Regions from separate parts of the Homo sapiens genome. Here region 2 is linked to region 1. The links are chromatin loops, found by intact Hi-C in ENCODE. Cell type or tissue: heart left ventricle. All regions are shown on one strand. Each heading gives the region's core, and the rest is flanking DNA. Links, peaks and the distances in the headings are about the cores only.

Region 1 (5,373 bases), core at 155-5,154:
ACCCCTGGGTTATTTTCACTCCCTTAAGGACCCCCAACTCTTCTGACTCCTGAGCCTTGTACAGTCTGATCTGAAGAAGCTATCACTTCTGGTACCCTGGGTATAAGACACACACACACACACACACACACACACACACACAGGCTCACACACACACACACATACATCCCAGAGAAAGGAGCTGCAGCAATAAGCAGGCCTGAGCAGCAATCTCACAGGGCCTATTCCAGTCAATGCCTGCAGACCTCACTGCATGGTCTTTATTCCACAATGGGAGTCCACAGGAGGCTTCCTTGCAGCTCAGTCCCTCCAGAAGCTTATCTGCTTAGGCAGAAGGGCAGCAGTTTGAGCAGAAGAGCATCTGCACCCTGAGAACACCATAGTCCTCTCAGCATTAAACCCCATGCTAAGGGCACTCTAACAATCTCTGAGTCCTCCCTTGTCAAGGAAGCCAAGGACCAGGGAAAGAATGTTCTGTATGAGTCAACCAGCAAAGCTGCAACCAAGGAACCCAAAGCCACTTGAAAGAGGAGTAAGCGTTTGTGCACCAGGCAGCCTTCCGCAGGGCCTGACGTGGGCCCACTTCTCCAACGGTGTGTGATACTAAGGGTGAAGGAGTGGAGGGGGCTGGCCTGGGGTCCCGCAGCCTGGGCCACCAGGGCTGCTTGTGTGTGTGCTGCTGCTGCTGCTGGCTGCACAGCTTCTGCAGAGCTGCCTCTTGCTGTTGCTGCCAATGACCCAAGGGGTCTCGATAGCTGGATGACAGGAACATCACACTTGGTGAGGCTCCCCCTCAGGTGAGACTTCATGTGAGGCTAGTGGAAGTCAAACTAAAAACAAGGATCACTTTAATTATTTCATCTGGCCAAGAGATCCCTTCTGGGAAATGATTCCTTTGTCCAAAAGTCCTCAAATAGATGTTTCCAAGCAGAGCTGAAGCTCGGATTTCAGGCACCAGAGGATGGTAGCGCCCGGTTTTCTCTGGTTCAGAAACCACTTGGCTTCTCCCCTATTGAAGAAAGGTCCTCCCAGACCATTGGAGAGTGGAGGTGGGACTCTCCTGTGCAGTTAACATGGCTGTGAAGGGTAACAGTGAACCACACATTGAAGCCCGGCATGATGCCAATCAGCTTATGTGTGTGGTGGCACGAGATCCTCACAGGGGCCTCTGGACCACAGAGTCAAACAGTGGCGACTCGCCAAAGGTAACTGACACAGCTGGACTTAGGCGGGCACCTTTGTAAAGGCCAGCCTGTGCTCTTGGCAAATTTGCTATCTCCAGGCAGATGCAGATTTAGAAGTTATACAGTCCAACCCCCTCTAATAGCACACAATTGCTTTTTAAAATAGATGAATTCAGAAGTTAGGGAACTTGTTGAAGCCTCCATGGATGGCTTTTAAGAACCAAAAATACCCAGACCCCTCGTCAAGGTGAGGCCTGCCCTTTCCAACACCCCACCCTACCTGTCTTGAGCTATGCGGCTTCTGGCATAATTTTCTTCTGCAAGTGGGAGAAACCATGCAAGCCCAGGCTTAAAATGGAAGATAAAGACAGGAGCCAGCATGGGGCTTAAATACCAGGCCTCTCCCGAGCCTGGGTCTGGCCCAGGACCACCCACCTCCCACCACTCACTCTGTGATTTGCGACCTGAAAGCAAAAGGTTCAGGAACTTGACCCAATGGTTGATCCTCCCAGGAGAAGGAATTCTGAATGGGTAAAAGAAAGTGATGCCCTAGTATCTTGAATTTCGGGATATGAAGAACGTGTTCAGAGGGCATCTGTGATGGTTTGAACTGCCTCTTCAGTCAGGACCTGCCATTTGGCATCAGAATGACTCTAAACTTTAGGCCACCAGAGAGGGACCCTTTAGTGAGAAGTCACATGTCTCTTTAGGCAAACCTTATATATTGATATTTTCAGTTAGCAACTTGAGTAGAGACTGACTTTTTAAATGACAGGATTCACCTGAATTACTTTAAAGTCATTCATTCATTAAATTGGTAAATATTAAACATGAGCTATGTGCTAAACCAGGTGCTGTGATGCCAGGATGTATGGGCTGGGTGCCGCTATATCCCTCAAGGAGATGCACTTCAGCTGAGCACTTAAGTAAATGAAAGAAATTTCAGAAACAAATGCAATATATAAAATAGAGTACAGTACATAAATTAAACACTAGTCAGAAAAAAGAGACAAGGAGAGACAAGTGAATCCATGTGAGGCTGAAGCTGGCCTTTTGGGCTGAGTCTGGCTGGCAAGGTATTCCATTAGCCAGGGTTTCCCAGAAGAGCTTGTGCTGAAACTGTCATCTGTGGTCCTGTAGCTGGAAGATGTCCTGGTGTGGGGATCGTGCACCACCTAGCGTTGACATAAGCCACTGCACATACCACAAAAGTGGGAAGGAAGGTGCCCTCCCCACAAAGAAGTCTGTGGAGTTCACCGTTTTTAAGTGCACTGCCAAATGCCATAAATGCTCACATATGTTACTTCATCTAGCCTGCATTAGAGCCCTATGAGGTCGATATTGTCATCACCATGTGACTGATGAAGCTGTAGAGATTCAAAAAGGTTAAGCTATTTGATCAAGGTCCCCTGAACTAAGGGCCAATGTAGGGAATTGAACCTCCCTCCCCCTGTACTCTGTTAACTTCCTAGCCTTTCTGGTGTAGAGGAAAGGATTGGGCATCTCATGACCAGGCTTAGACTTCTTGGATGATGGCTCAGCCTCTCAAGAAAGGACCCAGACTCCATGGCAGATCCTGCAGGGATCAGCCCTTGCCTGCCCCAGCAGCCTTGGTTTTCTTGCAACAGAGATAAGTTCTGGCTTCTCTGAATCTCTTGCTGTGTTCCAAGCACTCCATTTCATCCCTTGCTTTAGTGTCTTCTTTTTTTTTTTTTTTTCCATGTAGAGTGCCCTCTGTCTGGGACACCACTGTCCCTTTATTTTCCTACCTAGTGCCTCTTTCCCTTAAGATGGTTAAAGGGAAACCTGCCAGGAAGCCTCCCCTGGCCCTCTCAGGTTGTGCTAGATGCCTCTCCCGTGTTTCCACAGTACTGTGTGCATTCCCAGGTCACACTGCACCACAGACCACCTGTCAGTCATCTCTCACCCCCTCCAGGAGACTGTGAGCTCTGTGTCCCCAGTGCCTAGCAGATGCCTGACCCATTGCAGGAGCTTGATAAATGTCTTCAGGCGAATGAATGTTTGAATGGCTGGATAGATGGGCAGAAGGATGAGGTGAAAGCTTGCTGCCCAACTGGCCTCAGCATTCCAGGGTCTCATCAAGTGCCCTATGCTGGCCAGTCAAGTTCACCAGCAGAGCCAGCCAGGATAGAACCCCAGGGGGACAGGATTCACTTAAATTACTTACAAGTCTAGTGGAGAAAGGTTGCGCTCTAGACTGCATTCTTACCCTGCCTTCTCACTGTTAGTGTCAGTTCACTTCTAGGTCACAACCTAATTCCCAGCAGAGTTTCTGGAACAACTGCAGGTCAGTACTCAGTCTCTCGGGGTTGCTTGGTCTATGGTCCCGAAAACCCCTAGCTGGCAACCTGGAGCTCTGTTGAATAAACGGGCTGCTTCTGAGGTGAGAGGGAAGCAGAGGACAGAGCTTTAATAACGAGATGGCCACTTTCTCAGAGATCCCTGCCCCTGAGTCCCTGCATTGGAGACTGGAGTGGCCCTCCTGGTGCCCCACTTCAAGGAAGTAGTTTGATACATTCAGAAAGAGGATGTGGAAGAAGATGAGGAAAAGAGAAATAGAGCATAAAACCATGGGTGTTTCACTATGTCCTCTAAAAACCAAAATAAAAATAAGTAATAGTAGCTGTAGAAATTACTTGTTCTACCTCAGGGGAAAAATTGGAGCTTCATTCATTGGGTGCCTACAGCCTGCTGGCATTATCTAATCTTCACAATGACCCAGGAATGGAGGCATTTGGGCTCCATTTTACAAATGAATAAACTGAGGTCCAATGTCACACAGCTAGAGTGCATCTTCTCACCTCTCTTCTCTTTCATTTCTGTTGGATTTGGTAGCCTCTCTGTCCTCAGGACACTGGAGAAAAGATGGTAACCCAGGACCTGAGACCAGTGACCCCAAAGGACCATCTTTGCAGAGATCCTGAGAGCTTGATACACAGCCTGCTTCTCCATGATGCCCGCTTTTACCTACTCATCACCCACAACACTCATTTCCTCCTTTCCTTCATTATAAATCTAAATACATATACTTCATTGGGGAAACATCAGGTTCAAAATCCTGGAAGCCAAAATCATTTCTCTAACTCAATACAGCAATGGCAGGAAAACAGTGCTATTTACAGTCAGCCAGGAAGTGCCTTGCTCCAGGCCACATCTGCAATCTAGAAGGTTCTCTTTGGATAACTGAAGTTTTATACAAAACATGAAAGAAGAAACAAGACCAGGGATAAATAAATGGTAGGTATTTTCATCTCCTCTTGTTCAGGTAGAGTCCTGTTTTCCTGAGATTGTGACAGCCTGGAACAGGCCTCACTTTGATATGCTTTCCCTGCGTGGGCTGGACTTGACAACCCAACCTCTGGATTCCTTGACCTCACCCTCCTTGGCACTGGCAGGTGATTTCTCACTCCTCCTTGGCTGCACTTTCCACTTTTTCTTATTCATGGCAGACTTTCTGCTTTCGATATTCCAGAACTGCTGATGGTCAACTCTCAGCCCTTCAGCTGACTTCACCCTGGTGCTTGCCCAGTTTCTCCTGCCCCAGATCTCTATTTTCCCGCCCCTGCTTCCCCTGGAGTGACAGAAGATGGGGAAGCGTGGTGGGAGTGGGGAGATTGCTCTGCCCCCTGGTCTTCAGTACTCAGCTTTGGGGGTATAGGAGAGAATCTGGAGGAAGGGTGTCAGCAAAGACAGGTCATCTTTGAGTTGCCACAGTGCAGATACCTAGACTCAGGAGAGTGAGGCTAGCACCTGAGTGATGTAGGACCACTCAAACCACCCACTGAGAAGTCACCAGAGGGGCTCTCAGGCTTAATCAATGTGGAGATAGATCTATCTGCACCAACACAGCCAGCACACTATAGTCTAAATGTCATGAGTAGGATCATGGTGTCACCCTCCCATCACCCAAAAATATCTCCAAAACTGCCTTCAGGGGCCAAGGCAAAATTGGTTTATTAAAACAGCTATTTGCAATGGCAGATTTTAAAGACAAAGACACAAATAAGTCAATGGATATAAAAAACTGTAAAAGGCTGTAAATACATGATCATCATTTATAAAATCAACAACATCTCATGTATCTGGCACTTTATGGAAACCCATTTTACATTTTATCATTTGGAATAAATGAAGGGTTTTTTTTCCTAAATAAAATACTTTCCTACCC
Region 2 (5,373 bases), core at 288-5,287, 460 kb before region 1:
CACTGGCACCCCGGACCTTCTCCACTGCCCAGTGGTCTGCAGCCACACTCTCTCCCTCAAGGTGGGACTCTCATCCATGCTCTAACCTCCTCCTCTGGGTAATCTTCCCAGCCCTAGAGGTAGCAGGGCTACCTCTATAATAGTAAGTGCTTCCTGCACTTATTATTCCTGTATTCCTTAGAGTCCTCTTTTGCCCCTTTTAGAAGTTAACACCTTTTACTACTTCATAATATATATATTTTTTTTCTGAGATGGAGTTTTGCTCTTGTTGCCTAGGCTGGAGTGTGGTAGTGTGATCTTGGCTCACTGCAACCTCCGCCTCCTGGGTTCAAGTGATTCTCCTGCCTCAGCCTCCCAAGTAGCTGGGATTACAGCGACCCGCTACCACACCCGGCTAATCTTTGTATTTTTAGTAGAAACGGGGTTTCACCATATTGGGCAGGCTGGTCTCGAACTCCTGACCTCAGGTGATCCACCTGCTTCAGCCTCCCAAAATGCTGGGATTATGGCATGAGCTACCATGCCCGGCCTATAATTTTTTATATTACATTTTCCTTATTCAAATTGCTGGTGTGATTTTTGTCTCCTGACTGGACTCTGTCTGTTATATAGTAGGTGTTTTAAAATAATAGTTCACCTTCTCTCCACCTCCAGAAAAGCTTTTTTTTTTTTTTTTTTTTGAGTCTTGCTCTGTTGCCCAGGCTGGAGTGCGGTGGTGCGATCTCGGCTCACTGCAACCTCTGCCTCCTGGTTTCAAGCAATTCTCTTGCCTCAGCTTCCCAAGTAGCTGGGATTACAAGCTATGTTGCCACACCTAGATAATTTTCATATTTTAGTAGAGACGGGGTTTCACCATGTTGGTCAGGCTGGTCTCGAACTCCTGACTTCAAGCAATCTGCCAGCCTCAGCCTCCAAAAGTGCTGGGATTACAGGTGTGAACCACCGCACCTGGCCCAGAAAAGCATTTTTACATATGTCATTTAATGACAAGGGAAAATTACCACACACCGCCAGAAACTATGGCAGCTCTGGAGTTTGCAACCCCAACTTGAACAAATGACTTCCTCCTTTGAGGGCTCGCAGAGTGTGACCATTGCATACTTCCTGGTCATGGTCTGGGGAAAACCATGAGGAGTAAGGGTGAGGAAATCAGCAAAGCCTCACCCAGCATTTTAGTGGTGGGCATATTGGAAGGCACCAAGGTCTTCTGTAGAAACCATGCAGTACGGACAGATGACATTTGGAGAAAGACTCATAAACACAGACCAAACACGGGTGATAAGAAACAGGATTCAAGTGGCAGAAAGCCCAGCACCTGTAGTCCCAGCTACTCGGGAGGCTGAGGCAGGAGAATGGCGTGAACCCAGGTGGCGGAGCTTGCAGTGAGCCGAGATCGCGCCACTGCACTCCAGCCTGGGTGACAGAGCGAGACTCCATCTAAAAAAAAAAGAATAATGTGGAACTCAGGAAAGACTCAACAAGCTCAGCCACTATGTCCCCAGCCATGTTAAACCGTGAGCACTTGTGACCTGTGGGGGAGGTTCTAAAGCCTCAACCCATAGCTTCCCTTTCCACCCTTTGTAGTTTGTGGGGTGTACATATAGGCAGTAAAATGTGCTAAGAAGAACCCATCTGCATTGTTCTTTAGAGATATCTGAACCCTACAGACCCCAGCAAGAGGGCAAGATTCTGTTGCACAAAGTGGGCAAAACCAGGTGAACTGCCCCCTGCCACCAATAGAAAGTCAGCTCCCCCAGGCTTCTCTCTGGCTGGTTTTGTTACTTTCTCCTACCTTGGCAGCTGAAATGGAGGCAGCCCTTGGCTGTAACATCCATGGTTGATGGCCTGGCTGTGTGGTCCTGCCTCGCGGCTGCGTGGAACTGAATGTGTGGACAGGGATGTGCATAATCATCCTGGGTGGAACCCCAGGGTCCCAGTGCTGGACCCTGGGGTCCTAGAGCTGCTCCTACCTGGTATGGATATCCTGCTCTCCACCTGGGCCTAGGACTCCCAACTATAAGTCATAAGCCATGGCAGGGTCTCAGAGAACAAGGGAATTAGAAGGAAGGACTTTAGGGGTCAGGCCAAACCCACAATTGGAGAAGCTGACTAAGGTCAGACAGAGAGGCAGTTGCAAGACTAAGATTACAACCGAGGCCCTGCCCTACTCACACTATGGGTTAATGTTGCCAATTTAGCCATAGGGAGGGCCTGACTTCCGGCAAACTCCTGGCTTGCAGTGCTGAGCAGCAGGGCTGAGCAGTAATTAGTGGAGATGACCACTAGGTGTCACTGTCGCACCATTATCTGCGGCTGCACAGTGGCCAGATTTTTTTTTTTTTTTTTTTTTTTTTTTTTTTTTTTTTTTTTTTAACCTCCCCAAAACATGTGAACGCTGGCTTAACCGCCAACCTCAGGTAGGTGAAAGGGGTTTTTAATTTTCATTGTCACAAGCATCATAAAAGAAGCAGCAACTCCCAGGCTAAAGAAGGGGAGGACTGTTTTGACTTACTGCCCCAGAGAGCATGGGTCTCAGCAGAGCTGCTGTTGCTGAATTGGAGGGGCTTTTTTCTGGCTGTTAATTGCTGCCCCTCGCTGATGATTGCGGAGTAGAATCTGTTAGGACGTGGATCTCCAAGTCTGTGACATGGAAGGAACCTTAGAAATCTGCAAGTCCAGCCCCTTCATTTTTGGAGAAGGAAGCCCAGAAGAGAAGGCCATTTCCCTAAGGCACACAGCTTGATGGAGGCAGAACCGGGACTTGAACCTTAGACTCCAGAGTTCTCACCCAGTGCTCTGTTCTCACCCAGTGCTCTGTCCACTCCCCCGTGGTGCGTATCTTTACACCACATGTGCTCATTCATTCACTCCCTTAACATCTATTGAGCACTTACTCCAGGCTCAATACATGGGTAGTGAAGTTGCAATGGCTCTAACAGAGGCGAAATTGATTTTATTTGTCAGGCTGCGAAATGGGAGAACTGGGCTCTAGGAAAGCCCTTTAGGCGTAAGCCATGGCAGAGTCTCAGAGAACAAGGGAGTTAGAAGGAAAGAATTTAGGGGCCAGGCAAAACCCCCAACTGGAGAATCTGACTAATGTCAGACAGAGGCAGTTGCAAGACTGAGAATATAACCTAGGCCCTGCCCTACTCACACTGTGGGTTAATGTTGCCAATTTAGCCATAGGGAGGGCCTGACTTTGTGGTTGAATGGAAATGGAAACTCTTAAAGAGGCAAGATGACGTGGCATGTCAGTGACCAGAGATCACAAGTGGGGCCAGTTTCCTTCCTTTTGGTCCAGAGTACTTGTCAAGCTCATCCAATCTTTATGCAAACAACAGCAAAAGTGAGACTAGGATTCAGACCAAGATGAAGTCAGGTGAAGATGATGGAGCTGTGGCAGCTTGGATGGTGCATGCTCCTGCTGGGCTGCCTGGATGCTCCACCTTCTGTGGCCCACACTGGATACTGATTGAATGGGCAGGAATCTTTGGACCTTGGAGGATTTGAAGCTGCAACAATTCTGACCATCGGGGACAGTGTTTTACCACATTCCACTTGGTCAAAGAGCCTATCCTCCAAGGCAGAAAAAAGAAAATGTTTTTTAAGGGAACAGAGAGGTGTTTAAAATAAGAGTGTTTAAGTATAGAAAAGAGAAAGATAACATTACCCTGGACTTAACATTGTCCTCTCAAAGGCAGTCATTTTATCGTCTTGCCTGTCTCTTCTCTGAGTGGGTATATCACTGACACAGCTGCAAAATTTTCCATGTCGGCCGGGCGTGGTGGCTCACGCCTGTAATCCCAGCACTTTGGGAGGCCGAGGCGGGTGGATCACCTGAGGTCGGGAGTTCCAGACCATCCTGGCCAACATGGTGAAACCCCTGTCTTCACTAAAAATACAAAAATTAACTGGGCGTGGTGGCTGGCGGGCGCCTGTAATCCCAGCTACTCGGGAGGCTGAGGCAGGAGAATCACCTGAACCCTGGAGACAGAGGTTGCAGTGAGCTGAGATCGTGCCACTGTACTCCAGCCTGGGCAATGAGAGCAAAACTGTCTCGGAAAACAAAAACAAAACAAAACCAAAATTGTCCATGTGTCTAACCACCTTTCACATGACCCTTCTCCTATGATCCAGAGTTTCTCTGAGATTTAGAAGTCCTCTGGGGGCATTTGGTGGCCTCAGAAAGGATGGTTTAGAGTCTGGCTAGAGATGGCCCATCTGTGCAGCCCCAAGCCCGTCCACCCTCCCCTCCTCTGTCCTCCACCAGGCGGCAAGGTCGCGCCCATTACCCATTCTGCACCCGTCTTCTCAGATACAGCTATCACCTGCTTTGCTGCAGCCGGGTGCCACTGCTGTACTCATTATTGACCATTCTGCTGAGATATTAAGCACTTTGGCTTGGCTGGAGGATTGTTAATCAACAACCTTGTCAGAGTGATGGATTCTTTTAAGATTATTGCTTAATTAGCTTGTTTAGAGGTAAAAATCAATGAGGACATCAGTTCTCTGGGAACTGGGAGGTGGTAGAAAGGGATCTTGGTGACATCCCAGGGAGCAGAGTGTGGTTGTGGTGGGACGGGTAAGAAGCCTCTGAACACAGTAGGCCTTAAGCTTGCATTCATTAGGGATCTCACAGTCACCCTGGTTGGTGCAGTCTAGAGAATTGCCACCAGTCAGCGAAGTTGCAAAAGCGGTGATTCCTGAAATGTCACCCAAGGACTATGTGCCGTCAGCTGGGGAGCTTTAAAATCACAGATCCCCAGGGCCAGCCCCAGACCTTCTGGATTAGGATCTCAGACAAAATTGTAAACAAGTCACTCAAGGCAATTCCTACATATATAAATGTTGAAACTCACAGCCTCAGAAGTCTGAGATGAACAGAGGTAAACAATTCTGATGGCGTTGGGCAACTAAACATTTCCACTGGGAATGGATTTCACGTGGCTGGGCTGTATCGCCAATACTCCTACCAGCACCTGTGGCCCCAGTCTTCTTCCTTCTGTTTTAGTCTTCCTATTTCTGTCGTATCCTCTGTCTCTCCCATCTAATTTGTCTGTATTGCTCCTGGCCATGCCTCATCTATCTGTTCCTCGTCTGTCTAAAGTTTCCTCCCTTCCTCAGGTCCCCATTTCCATCTTTTTGTCTTTCTATCTCTCCTTCCATTTTCGTCCTCTCTGTGCTGGCTGTTGTCTCTTGGCACCTGGCAGCTTTTACACCACTTTCTATATTCTCTCCTATTTGGCAGGGGCTGGAAGCCTGAGAAATACCCTTGCCAGGACAGATCCAGGTACATTTTAAGTCCCACCCTTGAGATACATGTGGGTGACATTTGGAAGGCAGAAGAGAGGCAGAAGGCATATGATTCTGCCT

Evidence for each region. Peaks named below come from ENCODE experiments on the same cell type or tissue, not always from the same donor. Only the 100,000 strongest peaks of a DNase experiment are listed, where the experiment ranks them.
Region 2: a loop joins it to region 1, with 12 times the contacts of the local background. A loop is called at or near these places in 94 of 110 quality-filtered maps.

Annotation. Positions count from the first base shown.
Region 1 is chr2:31,167,922-31,173,294 of GRCh38, forward strand. CAPN14 (calpain 14) reads right to left here. Exons shown (of 22, transcript NM_001145122.2): 22 at 5,135-5,373. Among named protein-coding and RNA genes, the nearest start is that of GALNT14, 32 kb to the left of the region's middle. In heart left ventricle, for the core only: a CTCF peak has its summit at 2,375; a DNase peak (open chromatin) is centred at 2,340.
Region 2 is chr2:30,711,985-30,717,357 of GRCh38, forward strand. No RefSeq gene overlaps it. Among named protein-coding and RNA genes, the nearest start is that of CAPN13, 93 kb to the right of the region's middle. RefSeq lists a silencer at 3,087-3,146. In heart left ventricle, for the core only: CTCF peaks have their summits at 2,268 (motif pointing right) and 2,486; a DNase peak (open chromatin) is centred at 2,259.